Regions from separate parts of the Mus musculus genome. Here region 2 is linked to region 1. Evidence: chromatin loops called from intact Hi-C (ENCODE). Cell type or tissue: heart. All regions are shown on one strand. Links, peaks and the distances in the headings refer to the core of each region. The heading gives the core; the rest is flanking DNA.

Region 1 (10,411 bases), core at 1,631-9,630:
TCTCTGCACATTTTTGCTTCCTTGGCTGGAATGCCCCTTTATTTCTGTCTGAACCGCATGTGTGGTCCATTTGTGCAGGTTTCAAAGGTGTGCATTGTGAGCTGGAGGTAAATGAATGCCAGAGCAACCCGTGTGTGAACAACGGGCAGTGTGTGGACAAAGTCAACCGCTTCCAGTGTCTGTGTCCCCCTGGTAAGCGCCTGCCACCTGCCCCTGTGCTCTCCAAAACCCCAAGCCAGCCAACCACAGGAAGGGGAGGGGGAGCGAGTGCGTGTGGGCCGAGCATGAGGAAGTCATTAAAGTGGCTACTTGGGAAGAGACTTTGTGTATGCTGAGGTGGGGAACTGTTTCAGCCAGCATGTCTTCCAAGACTTTTGTGGCCTGAAGTCCAAGTCTGTTCTCGAACGGCCCCTGACCTCCCTGTCTGTGTGTATATTTCAGAGTGCTCACACCTCACAGAAGCGCAGGATTTTATTTTTTCCTCATGAGTCATATTCCTAAATCCCAAGACATTTTATTCCATTAAGTCCAGGCCGGCACCACACATCAGATTTTTTTCCAAGGTCCTGTGCCTCTGCTGATGTTGAAGGCCTGCCAGCTGTCTGCTGTGGACGGTGGCTTTTCTACTTAATCTCCAAAGAGAAGATCCTTTCAGTCTGGGGATACAGTTACTGGTTTGAGACTCCATCTTCAGTAGTGTCTCAGTTCCTCTTGCTTTCCCTGGAGATGGACCTGAGAGTCAGGGGTAGAACCCCAGTACCTCTGACCTCCGAGCTTTGCCTTGGTGACCCCTTGGCATACACTCTGCCAGTGATTCAACCACTGTTTCAGTAAAGGAAGATGGGTCAGTCTCTGATATGTGTCACCTCGGTGCCTCTTCCAGGCTTCACAGGACCAGTGTGCCAGATCGACATTGATGACTGCTCCAGTACTCCCTGCCTGAATGGGGCCAAGTGCATCGATCACCCGAATGGCTATGAATGCCAGTGTGCCACAGGTAAGTGTCAGCCCCTCCCATCCCTTTGAGGCCCCTCTGTGGGCAAGGCGACTGTCTTCCCCTAGCTGCTCGGAGGTAGAGCATAAAGGGTGCTGCCCTCCTCTAACAGCCAGGGGCTGGCTCATGCTTTCGCTGCAGACCTCCTACTGCTGCAGACCTCCTGCTGCTCTTACAGTCCTTACCTGTAGCCCCTGGCTCATTGTCACCACACAGTAGTTCTGCCCACATGTTCAGCTGGTGTCTGTGTGTTTATGGAAAGGGTTTGGGCAGCAGTGAGCTTCTAGCTTGCTTCCCTGGTACCTTGGGAATAGGAGAATTCTAGAAGAAAGCTGTTCTTCACTGAGGCTCTCTACAGGGTCTCTGTGTCTCTGAGTCCAACCTTTGTGCAGTGTAGATACAGATGTCCTTGAGAGTTGGCTGTGTCTCTCTAGGAAGGTGCTCCCTGCATGATCTGATTCTGTATTCTGAGAAACTTTGGTAACACATTTCTGGGTCTTGGACCATATTTCTCACATGGGAATGGGCTTTATTGAGCTGAATGACTACAGCACACTTGCTGTGCAGATGCATGGCTCATCAATATGGAGAAAGCCTTAAACTATTCAAAAAGGAAACCTCTTCCTTATGTGATTCTGAGATAGAAGCTATAGGGAGAGAGGGCTGGAGCAAGAGCATTTGCTGCTCACGCAGAGGACCTGGGCTTGGTTCTCAGCACCCACATAGCAGGTTCCAACCATCTGTAACTCCAGTCTCAGGGAATCTGACACCCTCTTGTGGCCTCTGTGGGCATCACACACACACACACACACACACACACACACACACACAGAGTTCGCATGCATACATATAGGCAGGCAGACTCTCAAAGTCATGAGTAATGTCAGAGCATAAGTTAGAAACAGGTTTTTAGCATGTAGGCCTTGTGCCTCTGATTTCTCTCAGGTCTCAGGAAAGCACACTCTGTTCCCATAGTGGTGCAGAGCTGATGTCTGTTGTAGGTGTGGACTCTGCTGAGCTGCCTTTTCCTCGTAGGAACGTTGCCTCCTGTTGGAGATGCTCCAGACGTTTCTAGCCTGCTTCTGTGGAGCGTGACTTCACAGCAGTGAGGTTTAAGTCCTAGATCTCATGTTTAAGGGACAGGAGGGTGCTGAGGTGCTCAGTGGGTACTAACACCTGCCGCACACCCCTAAAAACATGAATTCGACTCCCAGACCTCGGGGAGCAAGGAGGGAACCTACTCCCAAAAGTTGTCCCCTGACTTCAACATGTACACACCCACACCACCCATTTGAAAAATAATAATTTAAAAAATAAGTTTAAACAATAAAAGGGAGGAAAGACCTCCTTGGACCCTTTTTAGGAAGAGGTGGGACATGGATCAAGTTACACCTCAGTTGTGGGATGCTTACTTCTCTCATTGTCTTTCAGAGAGTCACAAGTGGATCATTCATTTTATTTAATGAATACCTATTTAGAAATTAGTAGCATAACACTCTTGGACGGGCTCTGAGACTCTGTTCTCCAGACTCAGATCTGTAAGACGGAATATGTGAAGTCATAGTCAGTGCCTGTGTGCTGGGAGGAGAGCTGCTCAGAGGCAGCATGCAAGGAGGAAGTGTGGAGTGCCTTCCTTCCCTGCAGGCCAGGAAGCAAGCACACTGAGAAGAGAGCAGCAGACCCCAGGCTCAGGCACAGGGGCATATCCGTTCTGCAGACTCCTCCAAGAATCTGTGAGCACGGGGTCCCCAAGCTCGAATTATAAATCAGACAGGCAAGGCCACTGCTCAAAGCCACCTGTGAAGATTGCTCCAGACGTGGGGCATGCAGGGCGGCTGGGCAGGCCGCCTTTGGGTGTAGACTCAGCGTGCTCCCTGGTTTCAAAGGCTCCTCACTAAAATTCTTTCTGCAGGTTTCACTGGCATATTGTGTGATGAGAACATCGACAACTGTGACCCAGATCCTTGCCACCATGGCCAGTGCCAGGATGGGATCGACTCCTACACCTGCATCTGCAACCCTGGGTACATGGGAGCCATCTGTAGTGACCAGATTGATGAATGCTACAGCAGCCCTTGCTTGAACGATGGGCGCTGCATTGACCTGGTGAATGGTTACCAGTGCAACTGCCAACCAGGCACATCAGGTAGGACAGTCCCTCCTTCTCTCAGTCCCTCCATCCAGGGCCTGCTCTTTGGCATTGTCAGCTAAAAGTGACAGCTTTCTTCCTGCTCTGTGTCTGGTGGGGCCTCAGGAATTTCAGGCAAAGGTAAGACCTTGGTAGTTTCGAAGTCAAATGCCTCAGGCTCCTCACAGGCCACCTGAGCCTAGAGGGAGGCTGCTTGCTAGACGAGGGCCTGCTCTGTCCTATTAGGAGTTCTGGAGCTAGTTCACTGGGCAGCTACATTTCCCAGATTTCCCAGAATTCCATTTTACCTGTGAGAGGAACGATCTTGGACACAGCTTTAGCTGGAGACAGAGGGATACTGTGAGAGATCAAAGGGAAATGTCTGAGTGGAAGATTAACCAGTGTGAGCCTTGCGGAGCAGAGGGCCTACTGGATACACGGGGTGATTTGTAGGGGCTCATCCTGGACTTAAGGAAGTCGGCCTATGGAGGGGGCAGAGGCAGGGGAGTGGGGAGCTGCCCTGATTTCATTGTGTTACTTCAAATCCATTTCTTCAAACTTGTCAAAGGTCCTGGTCTTCATCCAGGGCCTCACACATGCCAAGTTTGAAAACAAAGTCCTTTTTGAATTGCTCAAGCATACGAAAAACATCCCATGCCTTCACAGCTGAGAATGTGGGTCCCCTCCCCACATTTAGATAACTCCCTCAAAGGACTGAATAGGGCTTTGTGAAACCTTCCAAAAGCAATTTGCTTCCGGGCTGGTCCCCAGACATGAGAAATTGCAGTACGAAGGAAAAGTGAGAGATTTACAAGCAGTTGAATAGGGGCCTTTAGAATGGAGGGGCTGTGTTAGGCTTGCTGTCTCCCTCATTGTAACAAACACGCTGGAAACCTGGCGAGTGGTGGGTTGGCAAGAACTTATTTTCCTCTGGGATTATATCCTTGTGCCAGAGTGTATCAGGTATACTTTCCTTCAGGGACAGAGGCAAGAAGTTAATATTCATGGTTTGCAGCAGGCAGCATGCAGAGAGAGGCCAGACCCATTGCTGCAGCTGTTTGAAGAGTTAGAGCAAAGAGCTGCAGGCAACATACAGACTTGCTGGTCTGTGTTCAGTAGAAAGGAGCTGGCAGGTGCTGCCGGCCTGGCTGGAAAGTCCATTTAGGGGACAGTGTGGATAGACTGTCACGGAGTCACGATTTCTGATCGATCCAGGTATCATGCAGTCTCTGTTGGTAGTTTGATGTTTGGAAGGAAGGAATCATCATAGCTTGCTCACCGTTCCTGTGGTTTCCACTGTCTGGGTGCTCAAAGGGAGAGACACGCTCACTGTTAGGGTCTTCTCTCATCTGTCCTTTATAATGATAAACTCTTGGAATAATTAGTTCTCTTGAGTTTCAAGTCACCTAAAATGGCTTGATCTAGCATAAGGAAGAGAAAACAGAAAAGCAGCCAATTCAGCAACAGCATAGAAGTCTCCTCGGGCTCTAAGAAACAGTAGAACCCCAGACCTTGTCAGAGGAGAGCTGCAGACCTGAGGCCCCAGAGGGCTGCTCTGCCAGTGTAGACGCTTGTGGGCAGCTCAGCTGAACCAGGACCTCAGGGTCTGGAGCTGTACTGGCATGCTAGGACTTCATGGACTGGGGGCCGGAGGCTAAAAGGCCCACCCCTGCATACAGGAATATGGAAGCTTGTCTCTCATTAATGGTCATTGTGGTTAGCCTCAGCGACATAGGAGGGCTGCATGACATTCTGGAGCTAGCATAGAGGTGGTAATTATTAACAAATGTCTGATCACTTACAGATAGGACGGTTGGTGAGTGACTCAAATGGTGACATTTGGTCTAGGAGCTTTATCTGTATTCTTACATGAGATTTTACTTTTACACTTTTTATACCACAAAACAGTCTATGGACCCCACATAGCTTGCTTAGATGCACTTTAATGATTGCAGTATGTTTTCTTGTTTTGTTTGTTTTGTTTTAGTTAAAATGGGATTCTAGAACGGTAGGCTGCCGCTGTTTCAGTTCATGGTTCAGGCCATGGCTGCTCCTCCTGGCTGTGATGCTCTCTCAACCTGAGGGCTGAGAGTTAACAAGTTACACAGTGACAGATTTTATTGTCCTCACCAAAGCCATGAAGCGGGCATGTGTTTGTTTGGCTGTGGGTATGTAGATATGTGTCCATCTGGTTGGGGCCTGCAGCCTGGATCCTGGCAGAGATGCTGACAGTTTTGCCTATATTGCCTTTGTACCGTTTCCATGACAACAGAGTAGAAGGGACAAATCATGGCTAAGTATGAGTAATCCAGTCCTCTTGGCTTCTCAGTTCTGGCTTCTGTGGACTGTACTTGGCGATGCGTCGCTTTGTTCTGATCGGATGGCCTGGATCCCCTACAGACTTCTGACTGAGTAGCACCACAGGCGGAAGTGCTGACATTCCTGTGGTAACACAGAATCATTTCTCTGGGTCTCTTTACAGGCCTTAATTGTGAAATTAATTTTGATGACTGTGCCAGCAACCCTTGTATGCACGGAGTCTGTGTGGACGGCATCAATCGCTACAGCTGTGTGTGCTCTCCGGGATTCACAGGTAACACTCCTTGTCTTTGGAGGGGGCCTCCTTTAGCCCCATCAAGCTGGGAAAGGGGTCCCTCAGTGAAAATCACTTTTTCACCTGTTTCCTGTTTCTCATCGTCTCTGGAAGGTTTGCAGTCTGCTCTGTACTTCTCTTTCTGTTCCAGACCTTCCTAAGTGGAAACACAGCCTTTCCTTTAGCGTTTCAGGCCACGCGTGTCTTGCTCCCTGAGACTTCCTAGCAGATGGTAACTTTCCATCCCCGTGCTTGGGTTAATGCCTGCAAAGCCACCTTTGCTTCCCCACAGGCAGAGGCCAGTGCCTTCTGTAAGGCTGTGTCCAAGGTAAACGTGCATGGAAACACTGGCTGCTCACCCTGGGGTCTCGCCTCTCCCGGGAGCCTGTTTGGGGAGGGCATAACTTGAGGAGACCACCACATAGTTTGTCTACAGTGAGCAAGATCTTTTTGCCCATGAAAAGAAAGTAGATTAGAATTATTCTGCATTGTGACTCTTCCTTAGGTATGAACCTCTAGAGAGTTTGCACATGTGCCCATAGGTGAAGTATAATCCACACATTCTCTCTTCTTCCTTTTCCTTGTTAACATTAACTTTGTCATTTATGTTTCTGGAAAAATTATCGTAGAGGCTCCAGAGGAAGCCTGGGCCCTCACTGATACCTCATATCGGTGACAGTCCCATTGTTAGGATACACTGTGTGTTCTGCTTTTTCTGGACATTACCACACATGTGCAGACATATATAATATTACCCTTTAGTAACTGCCCTATGGTCATCTGCTCCCCAGGTGTGTAGCCCACTTCAGAGCTTTTGGCAGAGCCTAAGGACAGTCAGAGCCAGGTGAAGAGAGTGCTAGGTACCCAGTTCCTCTATGCCAGCGGTATGACATGTCAGGAACTTTTGTGGCTTTGGTGGATCTCAGTTCTTCCTGGTGACTGAGACGCCAGTGTGGTGAAGGTTTCATGCCCTGACCCACTGAGGTAGCCCGATGAATTTGGGCATCCTGAAAACTGTTCTCTCAAATACGTGGGAGCTGACTAAATACACAGACCTGTTAAGTGTAACAGGAAGAAAATGCCCAATTTGTATGAACGGCTTATTCTGAGCTAGGAACCAAAGATGCTGTCTCACCTCACTTAGTTGGGATAGATGCTACTGTTCCTGTGGTACTGAGGAGAGGGCAGAGAGCGAGAGACGCAGGGTGATGTTCCCAGTGCCCTGCAATCAGGGTCTTTCCCAGGCGTCTACGCCAGAGCCCAGGCTCATTCCCATTACATGGCCAAGGGGGAGCCTGTTACGGTTTCTTCTGGGATTTATGTAAGGCTTCTCACCGGTTTTAGTTTTTTTAAATGTCAGGGAATCATATTCTGTCTGTTTTTAACATTTAGCAAATCAACGGGGTCAAAGAGGGGGCACATAGGCTAAAAATACTCTAAAATAAACATAAGGTGTAGCATGAAACCACATAACCAAGAGATGGAATGTTTTGGTTGCTGGGTGGTGCCCCCTTCTTGGGAACTGTTTTCTGGTCCAAGAGGCTGTTTTGTAAATCGGTTGCTGGAAATGTCTAAGAGTCATGAGCCATAACTGTGAAGTATTTGGGGCTTTTCCTTCTATTTTATTTTAATCATTTCCCCTGCTGTTTTCATAGGAGCTTTAGAATATCCGAGGGAGGCCTTTGTCTCTTCTCTTCCTAAGGCTGTTCTTTATTCTCACAGGAGCTCTACATGTTCTGATTACATGGGAGAAAGTCAGGCATCATGTGATCCTATAAACTCCTTTTCATTTTCTAAAGCCCCTGGTGGTGTTTGGGTTACAGCCTGGTGGCAGACACCCATAATCCTAGCTGTTGTAGAAGCTCATGCAGGATGGCCACAAGTCCAAGGTCTGCCTGGACCACGGACTGAATTCAAGTCAGCTGCCCAACTTAGTAAGAGCTTGTTTCAGAATGAAAAGTGAAAAGGCAAACAACAAAAGCAAACAACAAGAACGGGGCAGAGAGGCCAAGCGCAGTAGTAGAGTGCTTACCCAGCATGCATGAGGCCCTGGGTTCCAACCCAAGTACCAAAAACTAAACCCAAACTACAAGAACAACAGAACCCAAAAAGTAAAACAAACCAAAAACAAACTAAGTCTTCCAGAAAACAAACAAAAAGCCCAGCCTACCCCAGATCTACTGTCTTCCTACATTTCCTCACCATCCATAAATGGAGTTGTGCAGTGCTCAGTTAACGAATATGGCTGCAGAGATGGTGCTGGATAAGCCAGTGAGCTACAGAGAGCCCATGCACTCTTCCCAGGGCTGGGACCCTCTTTCTCATCCTTTGGCAGTAGTTATCGCAGGAGAAGTTCTCAGGACACATTGGCAAATGAATAGACAACTTCTGCTGTCCAGCCTAGACCCGTGGTCCACACTGCAGCATGCTGTCATATCCAGCCTAGAACCCGAGGTCCACACTGCAGCACGCTGGCATCTATTATACACTAACTAATTTACTGTAAATAGTAAGAAACATGCAGTAATTCTCATGTTGATCAACGCTTAGCCCCACAAGGTGCAGAGCTGACACTAGCCATTTCTGATACCCAGTGGACACTGTGTGACAACTATAGAAGAACACTACAGAAGTAGCTGCCAACCTACACACAGGCTGCACAAGTAGGGATGGTGCAAATGCACATGAAAATGGCTTAAAACTTTATCTTTGAAATTGTTTAAAGGCAAATGAGGAGCTGGGAAGAGTGCTTGCAGATCCTAAGTTTTATCCCAGTACCACAACAAAAAGAAAAAGAAACAGAAAAAAAAAAAAAGATAAAAAAGAATGAGGTGGCTCATGTTGAACACTTGGAAGACTGAGGCAAGACATACAGAGGAAAATGGCAGCTATCCCAGACTGTGGGTCTTTACCACAGGAGCCACCAGAGATGGTTCACTGTGCATGGAGGCTGGCAGCCTGCTAATGCCTTACTTTAAAGGGTGTGTCTCTTTTATTTGGAACTTTTTGAACTAAATAAATATAGTGTTATTCTTTCTTAAATTAATTTTAGAAAAAGACTTTTAAACCTGATTTAGAACACTGTGTCCTTGAAGTTCATAAATTCCTTCATAATAGTTGCTAGATTTCACTCCCAATACTATAGGGAGAATGTTAATTCTCAACTATTAGAAATATAAAAAGACATCTGTATGCTTAGTCTATATACATATACAGCATAAGACAACGGTGATGAAGGCTATAGCAGACAGGCCTTCAAAATTTAGCCGCAGGTGTGTTCTGGCAAGATCACGTCCACTTCGATTTCAGGTACTGCCAGGACCTATATTTTTAGAGACTCTGGTGTCTGAACCACATAAATCGTATGAAATGTGGTTGGCAGGCCAGGCCATCATAGTCTATGGCAATGCGGCCTAGAAATTTGTTGTCACTGTTTCAAAAAAACATACATTTATTCATTCATTTATTTATTTGTTTGTTTATTTATTTATTTATTTATTTATTTATTTATTTATTTATTTCTGGTGCCTACGAAGGCCAGAAGAGGACATTGGATTTCCTGAGCTGGAGCTGAGCACTTTTGAGCCATCTAACATGGGTGCTGGGCGCTGAACTCTGGTCCTCAGTATGAACAGTCAGCATTCTTAACCACTGGACCATAAAACCACATTTCAAAGAGACGTTCTTACAGTAAAGTTTGAAAACCACTGGTCTGGACTGGGAGTCACCAAAGTGTTTTCTCAGTTTCTGGAGGGCAGTAAATTCTTGCTTACAGACTACTTACGGAGGAAGAAAGTGAGTGGGCTCTGTTCTAAGGATGAAACCAAAGTGTCTATTTTTTAAAATCAGTTTAACATTAAACTAGCAGTCCATTCATATCCCAGCTAATTGCGATTAACTAGAGATAGAAACGTAAAACCTTGACTGAGGAAAAGTGACAGAACACGTGTGAGGCAGAGCTCTGCACACATACATGGCAGTGCCAGGAGGGGCAGCAGTCTCTGGTGACAGAACACGTGTGACAGAAACAGAAAAGTGACAGAACACATGTGAGGCAGAGCTCTCCACGCACACACGGCAGTGCCAGGAGGGGCAGCTGTCTCTGGTGACATCTGGTGTTCTCCTTAATGCCTGTGAAGTTCTGAAGTTCTAAGCTAGATGCAGTCTACCCGAGAGTGCCGTGGCTTCGATCTGCTGTCATTAGTAACTTCCCTTCCTTATTAATAGCAAGTGCTCCTCGAGCCTTCCTTGCATGGTGTGACATGCTTCTCCGTGTTAGTCCTTGAACCTTACAGCCTGCCTCCGTGAAGTGTCTGCATATGCGTCTCATCGTTCTAACCCCGTCCCTTGAGAATTTAAGTTTGAGTGACATGGCCCCTGACCCCTCTACAGGCCAGAGGTGCAATATTGACATTGATGAGTGTGCCTCCAACCCCTGTCGCAAGGGTGCGACGTGCATCAATGATGTGAATGGTTTCCGGTGTATATGCCCCGAGGGACCGCATCATCCTAGCTGCTACTCACAGGTGAACGAGTGCCTGAGCAATCCCTGCATCCACGGAAACTGTACTGGAGGTCTCAGTGGGTGAGTAGCTACCCTGTGCTAGCTAGTAGTTACTGATTGGCCCAGTTGGCCTTTAAAACCAACTGAAGGAAACACTAACACAATAGCTTCAGTTTGTCGGTTGGGAACTTG
Region 2 (10,411 bases), core at 970-8,969, 51 kb before region 1:
TAATCACTTTCGAGTTGTTTGTTCCAAGCTTTCAAGTATAAACCACGCAAATCCCATTTTGATTAAAAATCACGGGCAGTGCATGTTTGCTAGCCTGGCGGGTGTAGGTGAGGTCATGAGTTACCCAGTCGGGACGTTCACTCTAAGGACGTATTTATCCTGTTACATACGGTCTGCCCGCTGCTCCTTGTCTTCACTTTGGGCTCACGTTTGCTTTCCTTCACTCTTTGAAATGACTGCCTGGACACTGGATGATGCATTCGGAGTGTTTATCCCAGCAGAGCTTCGTGGGAGTGGGTCTGTTCCATCCCTGACGGATCACTTTGATCCCACTGAGGCTATGTTACATGGCTTTGCTTCTGTTTCACCCTTACTGCTGGGAGATGGCCCACATGGCCAAATGTGACCCTTCAGAGGACTGCTGTGGAGCGTGGGGGGGGGGGGGGGGTTGACCGAGCCTGGGATGTTCTTAACAGGCCCTCTGTTCTGGCCGACTTGAGTTCTAAGGAGGAACTAACTGCCTGCGCAGTCTTTACAGCCATCCAACTCTTTCTCTTGGGTCCTGTGTTCTCCTCTTCTGCACAGTCAGAAGCCATTGAAGGGGAAGTATTTTCAGAGTTGTGTTCAGACGTTGCGCTCCTCCTCCCAGGTCTTTTCTAAGGTTTTGCCTTTCAAATTCTGTTTACCTCCATGGCTCCTGGTGCCCCCGCCCTGCCCTGTCTCTGTTAGAGAGATGTCCATGGCCACTTGCTGTCTCTGTTAGAGAGATGTCCATGGCCACTTGCTTTTTTTCTGTAGCGCTGCAGGACCTTCATGTAGAGCAGCTTGCAGAGGGAAAGCAGCTAACTGTGGGATTCTCACAGTTTGCGTCTGTCCTGTGTCCCTTGTAGTTTTCTCTAGTGCCTTTAATATTTCATCCTGAGTTGATAATTGTTATGAACAAGAGAGTTGTTCTGATGTGATTGTTGCTGTTCGTGAGGGTGCAGATTGGGGTCGTGAAGGGTCCTTCACCCTCGCCTGCCGGGTTGAGGTGCCTAGCACAGTACTGGGAAAGGGAGGAAAGGATACATGCAAAGCCACACAATTGCAGAGTCCCTGAGGATGGGGGCTTACTCCTGGGAAACTCCAGTTTGTATCTAAGAATTACATTTTTAAGTGCATGATGATGGATGCAAAATGTTATAAAATATAAGCTGTGTCACATTTTATCCAAACCTTGTTGCTAGCTGCAGTAAACATTAGCAACTAAGTATTTTCTTTGCCAGGATTAGGAGTGATGTTGGTGGTCCAGGCATCTGAAATCCATCCAAGAAAGCTGGGCGGGTTGCCTTCATTGTCCTCCTAACACGTTAGGTATCACAGCAGAGAGCAGAGGAGCTAGACTCCCCCAGAACTCAGCTCTGGATGGAGGCCCTAGCCTAGTGCTTGTGCCGCGGTGGTGGTCTCAGAAGGGTGTGTGCCACTGTGGCCAGCTCAGCCTTAGTCCCTTTTGTCACCTTCTCCTGAGCGCATGCGTTGCTGTGAGGGTTGCTGAGGATCAGGGCCATGGAGTGGACTGTCCACTGCCAATTGCTCGCTTGCTTCCCTGCCAAGCTGGTCCTGCCAGCCTGGTCCCTTCATGTTGGGTGCCCAGGTTACCAGAACATCGTGCGTGCTTACGCTCTCTGGAAGGTGATAGCAGAGTTAGCCATACCTCTGAGTGCCTTCATCTTCCTTTTTCTTAGCGTCTTGCAGATCTTAAGTGAAGAGTGGTAGCTTTGCCTTTCACAGGGTAATGTTTCTTTTCTTCTTCTGAGAGTGGTGCCTAAGAATGATTAACTCCCAGAGTTACTTATTGTGCAGACAGCGATGGCTCCGTGGTTAAAAGCACCTGCTGCTCTTGCAGAGGATCCAGGTTTGGTTTCAAGCACCCACATGGTGGCTCACAACCATCTGTATGTAACTCCAGTCTAGGGCACCTGAAGTCACCTTGGGCCTCTGAGGCCACCAGGCTTGCAGGTGGTACACAGATACGTAGACGCAAAACACCCCTACACATAACGTAAAAAATAAACACATCTTGAAAAACCTAAGAGTGACTTACTGCAGTCTGTGTGTACCACAGGCAGCACCCCATGCACCGCTCAAGTCCGTGGTAGCAGTTGCAATTAATTGATGTTGTTCTATTATTTCATTCTTCTTCGGGAGTCACCAGCCTTTCCCAGTCCACTGGATGACTTACAGCAGTCCCGAGAAGCCCTGCAGGGCTCTTGTGAGGACGGGCGAGAAATAAAGTTAGGCAGGAAACAACTGAATCTCGTATGGTCTGTTCAGAGCGAGCTGGGGCTACGGTGAGTGGGGAGAGCCACAGCCTCAGGTGTGGAAGTCAGGGCACTGCCTGAAAACTCACTCATCAGTCGGGGATACCTTGGTTCAAAAATATCAAAGTTAATGCAAAAAATGGTGAAAAATCCTAACATTCTAAATAAGGAGATTAGCAATACCCATTACTGCCTTAGCCCCAGGCTCCAGTGTGGCTCAGCCTAGTGCTTGTGAGTGGATTAAGTCTTGGAAGAGTCCTGTCTGGTAACATGCAGAGAACATAGATTTCTATGCCAGATAGACTGAGTCTGAGTCTACTTCCTGCTAGCAATCAGATCTTTGGCAGTGTAACGGCTCAGTGCTAGCTGATTGTTCTGGACCAACTCTGACATCAGTTCAGCTGTTTATATGAAATGCATGCTAAATTCTTGTTTTATCAGTCAGTATATGGATGCTCAGAGAGTTTAGATAATTTGCCCAAGATCTTAAAACTTTCTATTTTAACTGATTCAAGAGGAATTCTTGAAAAATGTGCTGTCTTTGTCTCAGTTTACCTATCAATAAAATGGAACCAAATTGTGTATTAAACTGAAAGCTCAAACAAGACTGCCCCAAAAAGAAACTGTGACACTTGAAAACATATAATTACTAGAATACGATTAAATCTCTGCTTTTATTAGCTAAAAGTTATGTATATATTTACTTACTTTTATGTGTGGGCACGCATGTGCTGTGGCATGCACACTGAGATGAGAGCACAGTTTGCAGATGCCAGTTCTCTCCCATCATGTGGGTCCCAGGGCCTCAGCGCAGGCTGTCAGGCTTGGCCGCAAGCACCTTTATCTGATGTGCCTATCTTCTGGCCTTTTAGTGCTTGCTTTGAAAGTAGAAGTAGTGGTTTTAGGTAGGCCTCAGCATCTCACTTAACCATTTATTACTGGCTTTTAGCTAGCTTAGGTTACATGGGTGAGCCTGTACTAGTGCCTGTTGCCATTATGTAGATGAAATATAAAGAGAAAGGCAGTGGAATGTGGGGTGGAAAATATTGTTTGTGACTGAGCTTTTCAGTAGAGAAAGCAAATGAACAAAACCTTGAACCTCCCCATTTCCTGACTGGGGACTGGCAGGTCCAGAACCGTTTTACACAGCCATGAATGACACTGAGATGGACGAAGCCCCGTGACTGCTTGGATGTTGCTGCCAACACAGAACTACTTGTTAAACATGGCACTTGGTGCTTGCACATGAATTACCTATGTACGTTGGTATTTCCATCAAGGCTGTACCTTGTCTAACTGCCATTCCAAAGGGAGTTTTATTCACATGGTCCTTTCAGAGTCCTTTAAGCTGTGAGTCTGTCTGAAGAGTCTTCCATTACGGTCTTGATCACCAGTTTCTTATCAGCGCATGGTAAGAGAGTCCCCGTGCGCTATCTAAGTCCCCTTTATGCTTTTGGCTGAATCAGTCAGTAACCATTGTTTGATAGGGAAGTAGAGTGCCATCCGTAGGCTCTGCCTGAATTCTGCTGCCTGTCTTGGGTAGCTGCCAATAAATTAAATCAATTAATTTTGGCTCACAAAGCTGGCATTAATAGATTGGAATTTAGCTCAGCTTCTTTGAACACGGCCTCCAGGTTAACCATAATCCTGGGTGAAGTTGCTTATTGTTCAATCGTAGCTTGTCAGCGCCATCACTTCATGTAGGAGCCCCCCTGACTCCCCACTTCTCTTCCCTGGGGAGAAGAATGAGAAATATTTCTCTTCTGGAGAAGCTTAATTAAATTCTTCATTTTAGTTTTGCCTATATTTGCCCTTAGTCACAACTGAATGGAAATATAGTTATTCAGAGATTTCCAAGCTTATTTTGATAAAATAGCATAAATATGTGGGCATGATGGACCCTTTCCTCAGTGCTCAGGGGTTGGAATTCCCAGGAAAGAAGGAGTGTCTCGTCTCCCCCTTGTTGCATGCACACATATGCAGGAATGAGCGTGCACGCGTGTGCACATGTATTAGGAAACTGTGTTGTTTCCAGGTTTTTGTATAATTTGAGTTCTATTTTATATCTCACGAAATGTAAGGCAAATTAATATTCCTCTTCAATTTCACTATACTTTCTAGATCATATCGACTGTTAGTGACCTCCCTGAAGACGCAGGCAGCCATCTGGGTCTAAGGTCCTTGGATAGGAACATCCGGCTTCCCCTTCTGATGCCGCAGCTTCTGTTTAATATCTCCTTCCAGAAATAGTCCACATGGTCTTTATGAGAAGGGCTTTAGGAAAGAGGAGCGAAGGCAAGGGCAGTGGTGATAGCTGGCATTGCTCAATGACTACAGAATCACACCCTCCCACCCGCTTCCCCTCCTGTAGGAAGAGAAAGTTCATGAGAACATTGCCTGCCTTGGAGTCTCCGTGGTAGCAGAAGCCTCTAATTCCACCTCCTGTTCCACCGAGGCGCTTCCTCTGCTTGACTCTTCGTACTTCTCGGGATCTGTCACCCAAGGCAGCTACAGACTGTTTTATTCAAATAGGAACACCCCATGTTCCCCTTAGGATGGCAAGGACTCGGAGGACTGCAGCCACACATGCCAGAGGCTTCTCAGGCCTTTCTGTGCTGGGTCGTGTGAATAGACCCAAAAGCCCCAAATATGTCTCCATCTTGGCTGCTTTTTCTGTCTAAATTCTAGTTCATGTAATGTTTCACTGAACCAGTGTGTGGACCAGTCAGGTTTCAAGCGACAGTTAAGTGGTTTGGACAAACATCCCTTGAGCACATGTTAGCAATGAGCGTGTGGAGGTGGAGTGGCCAGCGTGAGAGGCTGGGGAAAGGGCCCAGGCACAGGAAGAGAGGGCAGCTGGCAGCAATTACCTTCCTTCCCTGGACTTTCTGACTCATTGTGTTGCTAGACAGAGTAGCCAGGTAGCTTGTGGCTGGAAACTCGGAGTTCAAGAATCTCAGAAGCCAAGAAAAAGTTTGGGTAGAGGGAGTGAAACAAGAGCAGAGACAGTGCCTGGGCGCTATGCGCGGGCTCCCTCTGTTAGCCAAGAGGCTAGGTATCTCACAGTCATGTCTTCTGCCCAGCATCTCACTGGCCAGGTTCAATTCATCTTAGGAATTCGGAGTGAGTGGGTATCTGTTAGCCAAGTCTTGGGTTACCCCAAATTAGCTCATGTCCTTTACTGCTTGTTTCCTCTAATTATATAGTACATATCCAAACCCCCAATTATCCAGAATAGACCAGGCTGCCTGCTCCGCGTGGAAAACATTTGACAGTGGTTATGATTTTCTTGCCTAGACCTTGGCAGTGCCTTCGTCCCTCAACCTCCTGGCCCTTTAAGATTGTGAAACCCTGGTGCTTGTGTAAGTCAGGCACATCTCCTTGAGGAATTTCTTCACTGGGCAGCTTGCCCCTTTGAAACCTTAGTCATTCTGAGCAGTACCCAAAGAACCTTCTCGACTCTAATTTTTCTGCCACGGCCCTATTTGTATATAATATTTGTGGTGTCTGACTCTTGGTCTCTTATTGCCGAAACTTATGGTTGTGAATGTCTAGGTCACTCCTTAAAACCGGACAGCCCTTGATTACTAAAGAAAGGTGACTCATTTCCTTCCAGGCAAAGACTGGCACTGACTGTCAGAGTCCTAAGTTTGTATCTACACACAGTTCAGTGATGCGCTTCACATAGCCCTTCTAAGTTGTTATTGGTGGTGGTTTGTTTTAGAGACAAGATCTCTCTCCTTAACCTTCTCTCTCCTTAACCTTGCCTGGAACTTACTATGTAGAGTAAGCAGGCTTTGAACTCAAAGAGATCCATCTGTTTCTGCCTCTGCTGGGATTAAAGGCTTGTACCACCACACCTGGCTCCTCCGGTTTTATTGGAGGTAATGACAACATCACTGTGACCTGGGGAGGGAGCAGGAGAGGCCCTCATGCTGAGTTGAAGGGATGTCTGAAAATGAGTTCTGGAGAAAGGCCTTCCCCAGATTTACCTAAGGGTTGATTCCCTGTGAGGGGTTCTTCCCAGACCACTGTCTCTCGCACACATGTCAGCCATTAAAATGTCTCCTGTAACTTACCTGTAAGGCTTGAGATGTCTGCTGCCGTGTCATTCTGTGCTGAAGAAAGCAGGCTGCCACGCTGGCATGGGGGTTTGGGGAAGATGCTAAGGCCTGGAAGGGGACAGAGGTCCCTGGTCTCTGGATTTCCTCCTGGTGCCCTGATGGTTTGTTAGTTCTGTTTTGCTCGGTCTTGGCCTCCTTGCTTCCTGTGAGGGCTTAGCTCAAGGTGACACCTTAGCAACAGTTCATCTACATAAGCATCCACAGGCCCTTTGGAGGGACTGCTAGACTCCATGAGGGGTGTGATTCTTGCCCAAGGAGTGGGACTTGGAGTTCTTACATCCTGGGGTTGAAGGGTGCTGAAGGAGTTAAGTGTCACTATTGAAGTCACCTCATTTAGGAGGAGGGTAAAGACACCTTAGAGTCCTTCCTACTCATTGTGATGTATATATGACAAGCTGACACAGAATACAACCGAGTGAGTTCCTCTGTGTTCCTCTGTGTATCCGACTGACTGGAATATAGACAGGATTCAGTTAGTTCTCTTGACCTCATTAGGAAGAAAGCTGGACATCTTATCTTATTTTTTTCTTTATGGTAGCAACCCTTTAAGAGCTGGTGTGGGTAGACATATGTGTTATCATGGAAGCAGACCTTAAAAACAAAAGATTTGGGTTTTTGTGAAGCAGTTTGAAAGAATAGGCATTTTCATTTTTTAAAAGTCCAGTGAATCCAAGCAATGGGGAGATCACAGCTCTCGGTGAGGCGTGTGTCCCTGTGACTCCAGGGCTCTGAACAGAACTGAGGGCACCTGTACAATTTCAGAGCAACTGTTGGAGATTGTTTGGTCCAGCATCTTACTTTTAGAAAATGCTTGGGGCTCTTGGAAGGCCAGAAGAGCGCATCAGAGTCCCTGAAGGCAGAGTTACAGAGGGTTGTGAGCTGCCAGGTGAGTTCCAGGAACTGAATTCTGGTCCTCTGCTTGAACAGCAAGTGCTCATAACCACCGAGCCCTCTGCCCAGAACCAAGCATCTTCTTTTTAACACAAGGGAGACTGAGGATCAGAGAGGTAAAGTGATTTGTTCAAGGTAACATGTCCAGCAGCAGAGCCAAGGCTAGGCTGAGGAAAGGGCTGTGGGTCAGCAACTTTACCAGAGAGATCTGGGGCCATCCTGGAGCCCTTGGCCAAACATTGTAAAAACTTTAATATTCATTTAGATAGACAAAAGGTCACAACCGTTGGACACACATGGCTATGTACGTTTGCACACATGTTTTATATGTGACAGACTTGGATTGTGAGTGTTTACCCACACGTGTATACACTTGTGAATGCACCCATGCCCTCAGAGTCTCCCATAGAACCGTCCTGAAGGCTGCTGGGCAGTGCTGAGGAGAGTGTGGGTCCATCTGTAGTGGCTTTGCCCACATCTCTAGTCAGTGAAGCACCTTTCCAGAAATGATGTAGAATGTCTGTGGCATGGACCATGATAGTTCCTGCTGTAGACTGTCTTTGCTTACACTTGTGACCTTGGCCTTGGGCTCCATCTGGAAGCACAGATCAGCCTGGGCCGGTCAGCTCTGGCTTTGCTGTGCTTGCTGCTACTGCCCCACAAGTGTCTCTGCACTTCCCTTTGCCTTCGCTTTGGGCACAGTGGAGTGGTAAGTTCAGCGTGTCTGTTGGATGTTTAGTTTCTGTAGTATGAAAGGCCACAGACCACTATAAAGTCTCAGATAAGTTTTACTCCCAAGAATTGATCTTCCTCCCTCCCCCTGATAGGCAATGACTCTGTTTTTAAGAGGAGTAGTTAGGAACCATAATTATTTTGCAGATGTCTACTGTTTTAGGTATTTATTTATTTATTTATTTAGGTGTTGGCAACCAATCTGGAGTCTTGCTGTTGTCAAATGCTCTACCTCTGAGCTATGCTCCCAGTCTTTGTTTTTCTCTATACAGATGGTGTGGCATTGGGCTGTCTTTCTGAAATTAAGCATACTTCATAATAACTGCTTCTCAAGTGGCCTGGTTTCTATAACCCTGTTTTGTTTTTTGTTTTTGTTTTTGTTTTTGTTTTTTTTTTGTTTGTTTGTTTTGTTTTTCTCCTTCTCTTTCTTTTGCTCTGGTCTTGGGAGTTAAACCTAGGGACTCACACAGGGGACTCGAGGGTTCTACCAGCTGAGCATTATTATCTCTTGCAGAAATGGCCTTATTTGCAGTGAACAAGAGTTCACCTAAACTGTAAGCCTTTTGCCTTTATGATGTCAGTGGTGTCCTGCCCTCGAGCAAGTGTCAGCAAACTTCCTTAAAAATGCTAGATATCACATCTTTTAGGCCAAGAGTCAAGCTGACAGTTCTGTGTCACTTTATGCCCATTTAAAATGCCACCAGTGACAGTTCCTGAGCTGATGATCCAAACATAGATGGTGGAGTGTGCCAGCCCACCTTAGGGCTCAGGAGCCATTGGAAAGCTTCCTGTTTCCCCAGAAGTGCCAGATGCCAGAAAGCCACTGTTTCTGCTGTTTGTTCTTGATTTAATGTGCAATGATGTTCTTGAAGCAGAGGAGCTGAGATCACAACAGTGAACTACCCTTGATCCCTCTGCTGCCCGCTTTTGGTCGATGCCATCTCTGGCTGAGGTGATGTGTGCTAGTTACAGCCAGGGTTTCTACTAAATTAACGAGGAACATCATTCAAAGAAGTGAACACCACTCATTTTTCTTTGGCAATTAATTGTTCTCATTACCATCAAAGTAATAAATGTTAGTTGGTGTAAATGCCATAAAAGTTATCTTTTGTGTGGACAAGTTTTGGGGTTGGGTGTTGTGACAGTGGTGGTTTAATAGTCATGTTTGCTCTTAAGAGCATCTTGAGAGGCTTGCAGGTAAATCTGGCAGAGCTGGTGCTGCCTGGTGTCTGCTTCTGGGCACAGCAATGCAGTGTGAGCCTCTTACATGGGCACTGCAATCAATTTCTGTTGTATGTGACAGTCAGAGGGTTTATGTGCAGCAGATATGCACTCTGAAAGCTGAGTAACACACACACACACACACACACACACACACACACACACACACATATATATTAGGAAAATGTGATTTAAAGAAATCTATTCCATATGGGGTAGGGCAGCTTTGAATAGCCTTGGGTTTATGAAGGTTAAGAGGTAGGTGCTTTGTGTATCAAGAATCTTAATTAGCTTAAAGATCCTTTAGGTAAACAGCTCAACCCAGTGGTTCCCAAACTTCCAGTGTAATTGAAGTCTGGAGCCTTTAAGTTGTAAAGATTATGTGGACCCTTGCATCTTGCCCTTTGGCATCCGTTAAGAATTTGAACAGCTGAATGGCTTCCATATGCTAGTCACTGTGTTTGGCACATAGGGTATAGTAGAGAATAACTCTTGTCTATTAGAGAAGATAAATAATTGTAGTAAAGGTTAATGCACTGTGTCAGATTTATGGGAACATAAAGTGGGGATGTCCCTTCCAAACCTTCTCTTTCCCTTTCTCTCCTCCCTCTTCCCCTTTCTTCTCCTTCCTGTATCTTCCCCTCCTCTCCTTCTTTTGGGGGTGGGGACAGGGTCTTATTGCCTGAGCCTCTCGAGTGTGCTTACAGGCAGCATGAGGCTGCCAGCAGGAAATAACGTTTAGGCAGAGGCTTGGAGGAATTTTAGGGCATGGTTGTGACAGAGGGTGGAGAGAGTGGGGGCTTTGTGACTGACGTGTGCACAGGTCTGGCAGGAGGCGTGTTGGATTGTAGCATGTTCTTTGAGCTGGAGGAAGCTGAGCACAGAGAACGTACAGTGCATGAAGAAAAGCTACATTGAAACCGTTGTTTCAACACAATGCACCAGGTCAAAGTCTACAAGGAATTCAGGCATCTTCCCAGGGCTTGGGAATGATGCACAGTGCAGGAGCAAGGTCTGCCTCCATCAGCAGTAATATGGAAGTCACCCAGATAGACCGTTAGGTTAATCGTAACAGCATCTTATATACATTCAAATGTGGACCAGATAGAACTTAGTGGTGTAAGGAGTGCTTGTCAGGATTAC

What was found. Hi-C counts contacts between places; a loop is a spot of excess contacts. Peaks named below come from ENCODE experiments on the same cell type or tissue, not always from the same donor. Only the 100,000 strongest peaks of a DNase experiment are listed, where the experiment ranks them.
Region 2: a loop joins it to region 1, with 2.0 times the contacts of the local background. A loop is called at or near these places in 2 of 42 quality-filtered maps.

What each region holds. Positions count from the first base shown.
Region 1 is chr3:98,101,443-98,111,853 of GRCm38, forward strand. Notch2 (notch 2) reads left to right here. Exons shown (of 34, transcript NM_010928.2): 9 at 79-192; 10 at 884-997; 11 at 2,907-3,140; 12 at 5,605-5,715; 13 at 10,108-10,300. Among named protein-coding and RNA genes, the nearest start is that of Adam30, 54 kb to the right of the region's middle. In heart, for the core only: no CTCF peak of the experiment used is centred there; a DNase peak (open chromatin) is centred at 5,479; H3K27ac peaks cover 292 bases.
Region 2 is chr3:98,051,380-98,061,790 of GRCm38, forward strand. The region is part of intron 2 of Notch2 (notch 2); the gene reads left to right. Among named protein-coding and RNA genes, the nearest start is that of Gm40103, 30 kb to the left of the region's middle. In heart, for the core only: no CTCF peak of the experiment used is centred there; DNase peaks (open chromatin) are centred at 1,542, 4,772, 5,212 and 5,672; H3K27ac peaks cover 511 bases.